2 separate regions of the Homo sapiens genome follow, and region 2 is linked to region 1. A link is a contact called in ENCODE Hi-C data. All regions are on one chromosome and are shown on one strand. Each heading gives the region's core, a stretch centred on a gene start or an enhancer-like site at or near the end of the contact. The rest is flanking DNA. Distances are from core to core; before and after follow the strand shown.

What was found. Hi-C counts contacts between places; a loop is a spot of excess contacts on that map. Pooled maps may share reads with other maps.
Region 2: a map of CD8-positive, alpha-beta T cell shows a loop between it and region 1 (8-fold over the local background). The contact joins the promoter of TMEM33 here to the promoter of LIAS in region 1. A Hi-C loop is called at or near these places in 2 of 168 maps with a recorded cell type or tissue (CD8-positive, alpha-beta T cell and sigmoid colon) and 8 of 50 pooled maps.

What each region holds. Positions count from the first base shown.
Region 1 is chr4:39,457,740-39,464,398 of GRCh38, forward strand. LIAS (lipoic acid synthetase) reads left to right here and starts at 1,317. Exons shown (of 11, transcript NM_006859.4): 1 at 1,317-1,423; 2 at 3,051-3,223; 3 at 4,457-4,550; 4 at 5,786-5,866. The coding sequence starts at 1,379. It overlaps RPL9 (ribosomal protein L9), which reads right to left and starts at 1,183. Exons shown (of 8, transcript NM_000661.5): 1 at 1,152-1,183; 2 at 655-701; 3 at 455-570. The coding sequence starts at 700. RefSeq lists enhancers at 184-934, 1,130-1,424, 1,795-1,844 and a silencer at 1,365-1,414.
Region 2 is chr4:41,933,093-41,939,884 of GRCh38, forward strand. TMEM33 (transmembrane protein 33) reads left to right here and starts at 2,337. Exons shown (of 7, transcript NM_018126.3): 1 at 2,337-2,437; 2 at 5,510-5,604; 3 at 6,104-6,291. The coding sequence starts at 2,393. LOC105374426 (a long non-coding RNA gene) reads right to left here and starts at 1,583. Exons shown (of 3, transcript NR_188374.1): 1 at 1,514-1,583. RefSeq lists enhancers at 2,177-2,356, 2,597-2,646, 2,657-2,726.

The DNA of each region.
Region 1 (6,659 bases), core at 67-2,566:
ACCACTTACCGAATTACTTTAAGATTCTAGAATTAACCCTTATCAAAGCACATGGTTTTCAACTGGAAAAATCCAACCACCTATAAAACCTCCCAACAGTTAAGCTTTGTAGAAGTTGCAACAAACTTCCCTTCTGGAAAATTAAATCATCAGGTTTAAATGACCTACTGCCGGTTCCTGTGATTTTTACAAAGCAATCACTAGGAAAATAAACCAAACTTCTAACACCATTAAGACGTGTCACTGATGACCACTATTACATTTGAGCTTTATATAATTGGCTGTGTTCAGAATCTGGTTTTTCAATTTCACTGAACAGGCTGGTATTCTGGACAGCAACATTTAAAGCTGAAGCACTGAACCTTAATTCGAAAATTGTTAAAGCAACCAAATGTGATGCTGTTATAAACCACCTTCCAACGAGCAACTGAATTATCAGAAGAAAAACCCTCACCCTCTTTTTTTTCTTTCCAAGAAGGCTGAGTTCTACATTGATGTGATTGAAGTCCCTCCGCAGGGTTCCTCTGGGGCCCTTCACGATAACTGTGCGTCCCTTCAGAGTAATGTCGACTAGAAGAGAGAACACACTCGTCAGGCCACACAACGCTTGGAACGTGCAGTAAAGATGTAAGTAAAAGACATCAAGTCTCATACCATTTTCTGGAATGTCGACAGTCTGATTGCTGAGAATAGTCTTCATTCTGAAACACAAACACTGGGGGTGAGGCCGACGCAAGGCCCGTTTTTCCACCAAACTACGCCGCACAGAGCTCCACTCCTACTGGAGACTGCCAGGCGGAAGTTCCAGACAAGATGTCGGAGGACGGGAGACCGACAGCGGGCCCCAGTGTGTCCCAGCCTGGAAGGAGCAGCCCCAAAGCGAGAATTACGAGGCCCAGCAGTCGAACTCCCACTCAGCCCAACCCTGGAAGTCCTATGCGGGCGGTGCCATCCCGGCAAGACTGAGGGGCGGGAATAGGCCAAAAAGCCCACAACAGGATTCGCATCTGGCGCCGCCAGGCTCATATGGCGCTTGCCGAGCTGGGGGACAAACAGGACAAGGTTCCGAGAGTGGGAGCCGCGCCGCAGCCTTTCCCAGAGCAGATGGTTTCAGATTCCCAGTACCCCCACGAGCACAGAAACATCCTTACCTCGCAGTAGACGCAGCAAAGAAAGAACGTCTGTCGTCATTACGTACTTGTATCGCGTAAGGGGCCTGCGTATTGCGTCATGAGTGCGCGACGCACGTAAGGCTAAAGCAGCCAATCGTGGAGCAGCTTGGCTGCTTGTCATAAATGGAGCGACGTAATTTCGACCTGTCCTTTCCCGGGAGTTAGCGATCCCTCAACCCCTGCACTGCGCTAGTCCTAAAGAGGAAATGTCTCTACGCTGCGGGGATGCAGCCCGCACCCTGGGGCCCCGGGTGAGCGGCGGGGCGAACGGGTTTGGGCGTGGGGTGGGGGGATCCTATCCCTTCAGAGCGCCCATGCCCAATAATAAAGGCCAGTGCATTTACTGAACATTTACTACTAGCCAACGGCAGTTTTAAACGTTTTTCGTGTAATCTCATGTAATTATCCCGCCAGCCCCATGATATAGAGTCTCTGGCATCAGTTTGTTTGCAAGTCTCTCTGGGCCAGCACCGAGGACTTATTTTCTGCTTAGAGTGGTTTGTACCCTATATTTATGGAGCACTGCAGTGAGCACCCCACATAGCTATTCTGTCTTGGACTCTTACTGTGTGTGAGACACCACTCTAGCCGCAGAGAACACAAACCTGTCCGCTAGGCTTCAGCGGCAGACATTGAGAAGTGCAGTAGCAATCGTGCAACACCCTAACAGGCACTCTTTGAGTTGTCGAAGGTTCTTTTGAGATACATGTGCAGACTCGTGGATTTTGTAGTGTTTTGGCTATCTCATACACGTTTGTGTTCAGATGTAAAAGCCGAATACCATGATTTCTTATGTTCTTGACTGCCACGTTCAAACACAGAAACAATGTAACCTAGAAAGTAAAAACGTTCATCCTGGCCAACATGGTGAAACCCCGCCTCTATTAAAAATACAAAAATTAGCTGAGCGTGGTGGCGTGCGCCTGTAGTCCCAGCTACTCGCCAGGCTGAGGCAGGAGAATCGCTTGAACCCGCGAGGCGGAGGTTGCAGTGAGCCGAGATCGCGCAACTGCACTCCAACCTGGGCGACAGAGCGAGACTCCATCTCAAAAAAAAAAAAAGAAAAAGAAAGTAAAAACGTTAGGCTTGGTTTTAACCTTCCAGTTGTCTGAAACTAATTGGGCATTATTAACCTACGTTTCAACAATTATTCAAAGCTCGAGAGATTTATTGCACACTTCACTTTAAACGCCCCTGATTCAAGTCAGGACCAGAACAGTTTTAAACTGTGGCACCTTCTTCAGTTATTGCAGTTCAATCTTGTTGAAAGACAAACATCTAGTTCCTGGTAGGTGGAGTACATGAAAGTGTGATATATGTTAGTTCCAGAGATTTTCGGGCCGGGTGCGGTGGCTTACGCCTGTAATCCCAGCACTTTGGGAGGCCGAGGCAGGTGGATCACCTGAGGTCAGGAGATCGAGACCATCCTGGCTAACATGGTGAAACCCTGTCTCTACTAAAAATACAAAAAAATTAGCCGGGCGTGGTGGCGGGCGCCTGTAGTCCCAGCTACTCAGGAGGCTGAGGCAGGAGAATGGCGTGAACCCGGGAGGCGGAGCTTGCGGTGAGCCAAGATTGCGCCACTGCACTCCAGCCTGGGCAACAGAGCAAGACTCCGTCTCAAAAAAAAAAAAAAAAAAACAGATTTCCAAATCTATTCTAAACTCAGTAGTAAACAGTCAACTCTTACTCTCTTTTAGGTTTGGTTCCTTCAGTCATCTTTTATATTCTAATGCCCTAGAATACTAGAGCTCCTAGTTTGACATAATTTCTGAATCACTTTTTTGGCTTTACCCTTCCGTTTAGGTGTTATGATGGGTTAAAACTAAATTATTACGGACTCCACTAAATAAACGTCATAATTAACTCTTTCTTTAGGTATTTGGGAGATATTTTTGCAGCCCAGTCAGACCGTTAAGCTCCTTGCCAGATAAAAAAAAGGAACTCCTACAGAATGGACCAGACCTTCAAGATTTTGTATCTGGTGATCTTGCAGACAGGAGCACCTGGGATGAATATAAAGGAAACCTAAAACGCCAGAAAGGAGAAAGGTAATTGAAAATTTGAGATAATTTTAACGTCCCGTTCCTTTATTGTGCATTATTTTCAGATATAACCAAGCCCTAGAATCTGTTTTTAATATCAGACTTGTTAAATTTAGCTAAAAATCATTAGAAAGATGTGATAACAGAACTAGATAGAACAAGTAAGCAGATGAAATTTTTGGAATCTTTCTCTTTTCTCTTGCCCTTACTATGTTACACTGCCATCTCCCCATTTTCTACCCAGCATCCAACTTCTTCAGAGTAAAGATTACTGCTTTGCTACTAGTCTGTTAGATCTGGGTTAGTAGCTGTTGATGATCTAACTTGTGCTTCTCCTAGTCAATTTACATGTGACCTATGGATACCTTGCCTTAATTTAAAAGAATGATGGAATTTTATGTAGAAGGTAGATTGAGTTGAAAGATAACTTAATCCTGCTCCTTCTATATCACAAGTGGATGGAAGTCATGGAGAACCAAGGATACACAGTCTCCAGTCCAAATTTTAGATCTTTTTTCCATTGAGTAACCACTATAAAATCTAGAATGTAGAGCAGACAGTGCACAGTTGTGATCTTTCCTCAGTCTAAACAAGTAGAGTACTTTTTGGCAGTATCATTCATGAGGGATGAGATATTTGAAAACTTGCTCATTCTCTTATTAGAATAGTGTAACTCTGCCTTTGCAAAAAAGGTAGACGTGAGTATAGCGCCCTGTTACACTCCATTATTGGTGTTTTCTTTTTGTTTGTTTGTTCTTGAGACAGTCTTGCTCTGTCACCCAGGTTGGAGTGCAGTGGCACAATCTTGGCTCACTGCAAGCTCCGCCTCCTGGGTTCAAGGGATTCTTCTGCCTAAGCCTCCCAAGTAGCTGGGACTACAGGCGCCTGCCACCACGCCCGGCTAATTTTTGTATTTTTAGTAGAGACAGGGCTTCACCATATTGGCCAAACTAGTCTCGAACTCCTGACCTTGTGATCCGCCCACCTCGGCCTCCCAAAGTGCTGGGATTACAGGCATGAGCCACCACATCCGGCCATTATTGGTGTTTTCTAAAGTGGTTTGAGCAAGGCTAAATTTGATTCTGTGTTCTTACTCCTATGACAGAAATTATAAGAGTTATTCTAAGGTTATAGAAAAAATTATTAACTAGGAATTGTAATAGAAGAAATTAACTTCAAAGCTGTGTAATTATTTGGCAGCATATTTGTTAATAGATAGTTATGTTTGGCTTTCCTTAGGTTAAGACTACCTCCATGGCTAAAGACAGAGATTCCCATGGGGAAAAATTACAATAAACTGAAAAATACTTTGCGGAATTTAAATCTCCATACAGTAAGTTGTCAAAGTGTAAACTATCCCTCTTCACCAAAAGCCATGTTTCTACGTTTATATAACTTAAAAATTATTAATAAATATATAAATAATAGCAAAGAAAGTAAATATGTTAAGTGATACATTACTACCAGGAATGGAAATATATTTAGAATCATTTTTCCGGCAAACAAAGAGATTTTTTGCCCTACGAGTTTGGAAACAAGGCTTTGTTTGTTTTATATTGCAAATTAGATATATGATTTGTTGGAAAGAATATAAAATTAAATATGAAGGTATGTCACATACGCAATGCCATATATAAACCATACTCCTTTACCTTTAACTCTTCAGTATATAATCTTTCAGACTTTTTTATTTGCACATATGAAGTATATACATTCGTAAAGTTTTTAATTTAAAAATTGGATTTTGGCCAGGTGCGGTGGCTCACACCTATAATTCCAGTACTTCGGAAGGCCGAGGTGGGAGGATCACCTGAGGTCAGGAGTTCAAGACCAGCCTGGCCAACATGGTGAAACCCCGTCTCTAATAAAATACAAAAAAAATTAGCTGGGCGTGGTGGCGTGAGCCTGTAGTCCCAGCTACTTGGAAGTCTGAGGCTGGAGAATCACTTGAGCTTGGGAGGTGGAGATTGCAGTGAGCTGAGATGGCACCACTGCACTCCAGCCTGGACGACAGTGAGACTCCATCTTAAAAAATAAAAATTCAAGTCTGTCCATTCTTACATAATTATGTAAGGGAGTACACCTCTATAGGACATGCTCACTACACTCTAATCTTAATATAGAGTTGGGCAGTTTAACAGCCTTTTTTTTTTTTTTTTGAAGACAGGGCATTGCTCTGTTGTCTATGCTGGAGTGCTGTGGTACAATTGCCTTGACCTCCCAGGCTCAAGTGATCCTCTCTCCTCAGCCTTCTGAGTAGCTGGGAGTATAGGTGCACATTACCACGCCTGACTAACTTTGATTTTTTGTAGAGGCAGGATTTCACTATGTTGCCCAGACTGGTTCCAGACTCCTGGGCTCAAGCAATCCTCCTGCCTCAGCTTCCCAAAGTGCTGGAATTACAGGCATGAGCCAGCGCACTTGGTCTTAACAGCATTTTTGAATAGTGAATGTCTTCAAAAATATGTTGTAAACAATGAGAAGTTTAAAATGTCTAATCACAGTCACCAACTGTTTAGTTGGTGGATATTGTCAACCTAATGGTGTTCCATTTCCTTTTGCATACAGGTATGTGAGGAAGCTCGATGTCCCAATATTGGAGAGTGTTGGGGAGGTGGAGAATATGCCACCGCCACAGCCACGATCATGGTAGGGCCAGCCTCAACCTCTATGGCTTTAGTCTAGAAACTGAAAGGGACTATTTTGTGTCTTCCTCCTAAAAATGTGCATTATGAATCTCTGGTCAGATTTTTCATTACATTTGCATTTATGAAAAATATTAAGAAAAAACCTGATGGAATAATCCAACCTGTTGTAATCTCACCCTTCTCTGAATAAATCTATTATTGGTTCTTTCATTTATGTGATAGTTAATCACGTGCTGCCTTGAGATACCTCTCCTATCAATGTTTGGAAACATTATTCATGATTGCTTAGCTTTTTATGTGTTTTCTGTTTAACATATTCAACAAGAAGGAGCTGTGCTTTCTGTTTTTACATCCATAGAGACCTGTACATTGATCTGTCATATATTTTATGTCTTTTAAAATCATCTTTTTTTATTATTGAATAGATATAAAAGTATCTTCATAGGCCGGGTGCAGTGGCTCATGCCTGTAAGCTCAGCATTTTGGGAGGCCAAGGCAGGCAGATCATTTGAACCCAGGAGTTCAAGACCAGCTGGGCAACATGGTAAAACCTTGTCCATACAAAAAAAAAGTTTTTAAAAATTAGCTGGGCATGGTGGCACTTGCCTGTATACCCAACTTCTGAGGAGGCTGAGGTGGGAGGATCACTTGAGCCCAACAGGTTGAGGCTGCAGTAAGACATGATCATGCCACTGCGTCCCAGCCTAGACTACAGAGCAAGACCCTGTTTCAAAAAAAAAAAAAAAAAGTATCTTATAAACTGTGTAAGTTATAAAGAATAACACAACAGACAC
Region 2 (6,792 bases), core at 1,087-3,586, 2.5 Mb after region 1:
AAAGGTGAAGCAGAGACGAAGGCACACAAGTGCATGGCCTCTGTAAAGTGGCCAGAACCAGCCTATGGTCAGTGGTCTTATCTGGAGAACGTTACTGAAATCAGTCTCTTGTGCAATCAAAGCTGTAGCTATGGTTGGTATAGCAGGGGTTCAGTTAGTGTCTGTGAGCTGGATTAGTTGTAATTGTTTTAATATTGCTTCTCTCTAGGCCAGTGGTTGTTTAGCTGCCAGAGGGAAAAAAAAAACCTCTTGTGGTAGAACATAGTTTATTTTTTAAGTGTAGGGGGTGCATGACTTAACCCTTGCCTGGCATGGCCTTAGGTCCTGTTTATAATTTGGTATCCTATTCCCACAAAGAGTTTGTTCTGTCAATGTTATGATCTTTATTGTAACATTAACATGTTAAACATAGGCTGACTTCCTAGAACTAATTTGAAAGGAAAACCCTAACTTTCCACGCCTAAGTAGTTGCTAGTCAGTTGTGTCTAAACTACAAAAGGGAGGGGGTATAATGAGGCATGTCTGATCTCCTGTCCCATCATGGCTGGGGTCCCCTTGGCCAAGAAAGGGATCTATCCAGTCAGTCGACAGACCCCTTACTTAGGATTTTATTTTTAGTTTATATATATATAAATGGCTTCACAACGAATTTCCTGACTTTTAATTTGCCCCTCTGTTCATCCTCCACCCTGTTGCCAGAGAGAACTTTCTAAATCTCAGGATGTCACACTTCTGATTAAAATTGTTCCATGGTTCTCTGGATTTCAGGGTCAAGTTCAGATCCTTTCCTCAGTACACCCCTGCCTGCCTCTCTAGCGCAAATCTTTCACAATCCCCTGACTGGTACCATCATTCTGGTCACACTCAACTAGTCCTCTCGCTGTCCTGTTACTTCTTGCACTTTCTGTTACTCTGTATGGAGTTCCCTTCCCGTTTTAAGGCAGAAGAATATGGTATGGCGGTAGGGAACCTAATGCCCTTTCTCGCTGACTTCCTAGAACTAAATTGAAGGAAAATCCTTACTGTCCACGCTTAAGTGAATAAAGGGCCAGATACTACTCCCTTTGCAAGCCCCAACCTGTTCTGCGCAGATTTGGGAAATTGAAAGTACCTCTGATTGGTTGCTTTTTGTAACCAATCAGACGTTTGCATAGAAGTGTAACTTTGTAACTTCTTCAGCCTCTGATTGGTTGCTTTGCGCAACCATTCAGACTGATTGCGGGCCACCACTTCATTTACATGAAGTGAACTCCAAGTGGCCAATGGGAAACCTCTAGGGGGTATTTGGACCCGAGAAGACTCTGTATCCAGGGCCCTTGAGCTGCTGTCTCACTCTCCCACACTCTGGAGTGTACTTTCATTTTCAACAAATCTCTGCTTTTGTTGCTTTATTCTTTCCTTGCTTTGTGCGTTTTGTCCAATTCTATGTTCAAAACGCCAAGAACTTGGACACCCTACACCAGTAACACTTTCAGCCAACTTTTTGTCGTTCAAGATCAAGGCCCGGACTTACCTTTTCCAGGAAACCTCCCCAGATCCCTTCTGATTTAGGTACCGTCCTCTGTGCTCCCTGTGATTAAATCAGCCTCTACACATATTACACAATCACTATGCTCTGATTTCCGTTTACTTGTTTCTCTTTTGCAATCTGTGTCATATTCCTCTTTTTATCCGCCGTGCCAAGTATGGAGCCTGTCACATAGCAGGCCTCATAAATACTTATTGAAAGAATTAATAATAGACGTAGAACCAACGGGCTTAGTAAGCCCCTGGAGAAAGGAATCAAAGATGTTTCTGAGGCCTCTATATCAGGAAGTGCGGAAATTTCATGGTTTGAGAATGGGCAGGAAAGATCATTTGTGAGCTGTATTTAATGCAAAAGTTGCTCCCCCATCCTGATTTCTTAGCTCACTGGGCCAATCGGCGGAAGGACAGGTGGGGCTCAAATTAGGAGAAAAAAACCACACTTCCCGTCATGCCTCTGGGCACCGCTCCCGTTTCCCCCTCTTTGTCACCGCCTCTTCCCCACGGAAATGAAAGGAGCACTTCCGGGTTCGGCAATAACCTGGAGCCGGCGGCGTAGGTTGGCTCTTTAGGGCTTCACCCCGAAGCTCCACCTTCGCTCCCGTCTTTCTGGAAACACCGCTTTGATCTCGGCGGTGCGGGACAGGTACCTCCCGGCTGCTGCGGGTGCCCTGGATCCAGTCGGCTGCACCAGGCGAGCGAGACCCTTCCCTGGTGGAGGCTCAGAGTTCCGGCAGGGTGCATCCGGCCTGTGTGTGGCGCGAGGCAGGGAAGCCGGTACCCGGGTCCTGGCCCCAGCGCTGACGTTTTCTCTCCCCTTTCTTCTCTCTTCGCGGTTGCGGCGTCGCAGACGCTAGTGTGAGCCCCCATGGCAGATACGACCCCGAACGGCCCCCAAGGGGCGGGCGCTGTGGTAAGTGCGAGGGCAGGGTAGTCTGGCTTGATTTGCAAGAGTTAGGAAGAAGCAGGAAGCGTTGCGAGTCCCGAGGCGTTCCAGAAGCTCAGTGCATTCAGGAATGGGATTAATGAGTTGGGGTGGGGAAGTTGGAGCGGGGAGAGGGGAGGTCCTGAGCGAAGATATGGAGGGAACTACAAGTTTGTTTCTGAAGCGACAATAGGCTGACCTGGAGCTGGTGGCCCCCACCTGTATGCCATGGAAATTGGGCCTTCTTTCCTCTTCTCCCACCTCGGTCTTTTGTTTACCGTAGGCCCCAAGGTTAAAGATGCCGCATGAGATTGTGCCATGACACACATGATCCATGACACACACCACGTGGAGCACACGAGTGCCGGCAAAGAACGTTTCTGCCTAGTTTATACAATCGTATATAGAAATTATGCAAAGGGAGGAGAGCGGTGGTCTTTTTCTTCTTCACTTTGTTCTTTATGAAGAGAAATATCATTATGCTTTTGTAATTTTTTTAAGATGCTGATCTGGAGCTAACAAGTTATTTGTGCCCGGAGCATTGCTGTCCTCTACTTTTTAATCCATAAGTAGTTAAGTATTATTCTGTGTGACCACAATGCAGTTACCACATTTGGGAAATATTACCTAATATAAAATCCATGTGCAAATTTCCATAATTGTCCTTTAAAGCTGCTTTCTCTTCATCTGGGATTCTGTCAAAAAGCATGCATCGATGGGCTGGCGCAGTGGCTCACTCCTGTAAGCCCAGAACTTTGGGAGTCCAAGGCGGGAGGATCGCTTGAGTTCAGGAGTTAGAGACCAGCCTTGGAAACATAGCGAGACCTCATCTCTACTAGAAATCAAAGAAATTAGGCGGGGCGTGGTGGCTCACGCCTGTAATCTCAGCACTTTGGGAGGCCAAGGCGGGTGGATCGCTTGCGCCCGAGAAGTTGAAGCTGCCGTGAGCCAAGATCGCGCCACTGCACTCCAGCCTGGGTGATAGAGCAAAACCTTCTCTCAAAACAAACAAACAAACAAACAAACATAAATTAGCCGGTCGTGGAGGTGCGCTCCTATAGTCCCAGCATAGTCCCAGCTACTCAGGAGGCTGAGGTGGGTTGTGCTTTTGCGCTCCAGCCTGGGGTGACAGAGCGAGACCCTATCTCAGAAAGCATGCATTCAATTTACTGGCCATATCTTGTTTACTGCCTTTTAATCTAGAACAGTTCTGCCCTCTCCTCCCCTTTTTTGTCTTTTAAGATACTGATAGTTTTCAAGAGTCCAGACATGTTTTGCAGCATATATAGGTACATCTAATATGTATATCTATATTATATATCAGGAAGCATTTTACATTGATTTATCCCATCATTGCAGAATTTGTTTGATTATTTGATTAAGGTGGTGTCCACCAGTTTCTCCATTGTAAAGATACCTTTTTTCCTTTCTAATTAAAAAGTGTTCTTTGGCATGATACTGTGACACTGTGTGAATATTGCTCCTCAACAATTTTTCACCCAAAGATCTAGTGATTTTTTTTTTTTTTTGCCTGATGGTTGGACAGTTTACTCTTAAAAAATGTATACCAATAGACTTTCTTAAACTTTTAAAATTGTATAATATACATAAGTGTGTACAAAATGAAACGCATAGCTCAATGATTTATTGCAGAATAAACAACCTGAACAAATAGATTTTAAGGAGAATGTTCTAAAACTAACTTTCAAGCTGTGGTGCCCAGTCATAATATTTGTTGAGAAACTGAGCACAGTAAGCTGGATTCATCCTTCACTTGATTACTGCTAATCATTTCAGTTTATTGGAGTCACAGTACGGTAAGTCTGGATTTAATGATAAATCAAAGTTGTATTTCATATTTCTGAAATTACCTACATGTGGGTTAAAAAGACATAAAATAAAACAGCCTGGAATTTTACAATGTACTTGGATTTTTCCCTCAAATTTTTTATATTTTTTTTTCAAAAGATAATGAAATTAAATTACATAGAGCAGTGTTTTTAGACTTCAGGTAGACCCATTAGTGAGTTGAGAAGTCAGTTTAGTGTAAACACCAGCTATTTTTAAAAAATTAAATAGAAAATGTCAAAATCCATTATATACAGTAGGGTAAATATTTGTGAAACTTTTGTTTATATATCCATGTATATGGATCTCAATGTTAAAATTACGAAGATCCTAGACAAAAAATGTAAAAGCCACTTTTGAATATAAGATACATTTTAATGAGAAAACACATTTTAAGATTCTGCTTTAGTGGTAATAGACATAAGTATTGGGGGGAAAGCAGCAAAGGAAAGATAGAATGGGAAAAAAATGGGGGAAGAAAATGGTATAGGAAAGTTTAATCTAGGACCACCGAAACTAGGGTAAGACTTGTGGGGGAACATGGAGGTGATAAAGAGAGTGGTGTAATCAGAGAGGCAGGTGGCCATTTAATACCTGTCAGCCACATTTTGAGCACCTAGAGTATGCCAGGCCCTTGTGCATGTAGGCAGATTACAAGGCGAATGAGTTTAGTTGTTACTACTATCATGGTTTTATATTTCTTCTTCAAAAGGTTTCTTTAATCCCAACTGGCTTTATGTGATGTTTTACTCAGCTCTGAGACCTACCTATTCGGATTTGAGATTTTTTGCTAAGAATAGGCATATGGATCTCTTGAGAGCAATTAGTTTTTGTTTAATGTTCTTTTAAAATAGATGAAGCCAATATTGCAAGTGTTAAAGGAACACAGACAATTGTAGTTGAATTTCTGTTAAGATTATTTTTTCTAATTAATTAGTCTTTGCATTTTTTTAAAATGTCAGCTGATATTTTTCTATTTATTTCTGTTTAAGTACTTCTTGTGCTTTCCACATGAAAACTATAAGGTGTTTGGACTTCTCATTAAGCATATACATGAAACATGTAATTGCCTTAGAGTTTTCACCTAATGATCTAAAAAAACAAATGGAGGAAGATTAAAATATTTTGAGTAGACATAAAAACCACACAGTCTTGATGCTTAAAAACATGATTTGCAGGCATAGCTTACAGTATTTTTCTTTTTAAATTTAGCAATTCATGATGACCAATAAACTGGACACGGCAATGTGGCTTTCTCGCTTGTTCACAGTTTACTGCTCTGCTCTGTTTGTTCTGCCTCTTCTTGGGTATGTATTATACATATTGCTGCCTTTGATATTCAATTGTTGAGTCAGTTTATATGGAGTGCCTTTTAGGTGTAAGACTTATTAACCTGTAAAGGGTTTAGGGACAAATAAAATACAAGTTCCAGCCTTCAGGTACTAACAACCTAATAACATTATCAGAGGAATATTTTATATCTTGTGCTTTGTGAAACTAACACATTGAAAATCCAAGGAAAAATTGATGTGTGGGAATGAGATAAGTTCATGTTTTTTTCATTTTTACTTATTACTTGACAGGAAGGTCCTGCTTTATAAAATTCAATTTTATAAATTGATTATAAGAAATTCAGTTGGGCATATATATGAAGTGAAGCTATTAAAACGGTAGAATAAGTTCATGTAATTTTTTTCTATTGACAAGTGATTTAGGTGTTGTGCAATTATGATGCAATTCACAAAGGAGGAAGAGACACTGCAGTTGTTTATGTCTCATGATAACCTCTCCTCTGGTAATTTGCAGGTTGCATGAAGCAGCAAGCTTTTACCAACGTGCTTTGCTGGCAAATGCTCTTACCAGTGCTCTGAGGCTGCATCAAAGATTACCACACTTCCAGTTAAGCAGAGCATTCCTGGCCCAGGCTTTGTTAGAGGACAGCTGCCACTACCTGTTGTATTCACTCATCTTTGTAAATTCCTATCCAGTTACAAGTATCCTTTTCTACCTTGTTAACAATGAAATTGCCAACTAAGCATATAGGAGATCTCTTCTGATTATTTCAGCAATGAAGGCATTCCATGAAGCCTGGGTTTGTTCTCGGCACTTCATTTGAATGAAGATATGTTTAGTGTAAGAATTTCTGACTTTAAAATGTGAAATCTAAACTTTGAAGAGCTGATTTAGGAATTTTAAACTATCTTTGTTCTTGCCTCTTGTAAGCTTCCCTATTAGAATGGATATTTTCAAATTCCCCTTCGAAGCACAACCTTACGCAGAACTTACTTTAATATTTACATTTTTTTCATTTAATTCACGTTTTTGGCAAAGTGTCCAGATGTCTTGCTTTAAAAAAGAGAGGTCCTCAGCTCTTTCCATCTTAACCCCAGTGAACTAGATACAAATGGAATTTAACCAAGAAACAACTTATTTAAGCAGGTAATGAGATAATCAATACAAAGAAATTAATATTTGCTGTGTATAGAGTAGAAAAT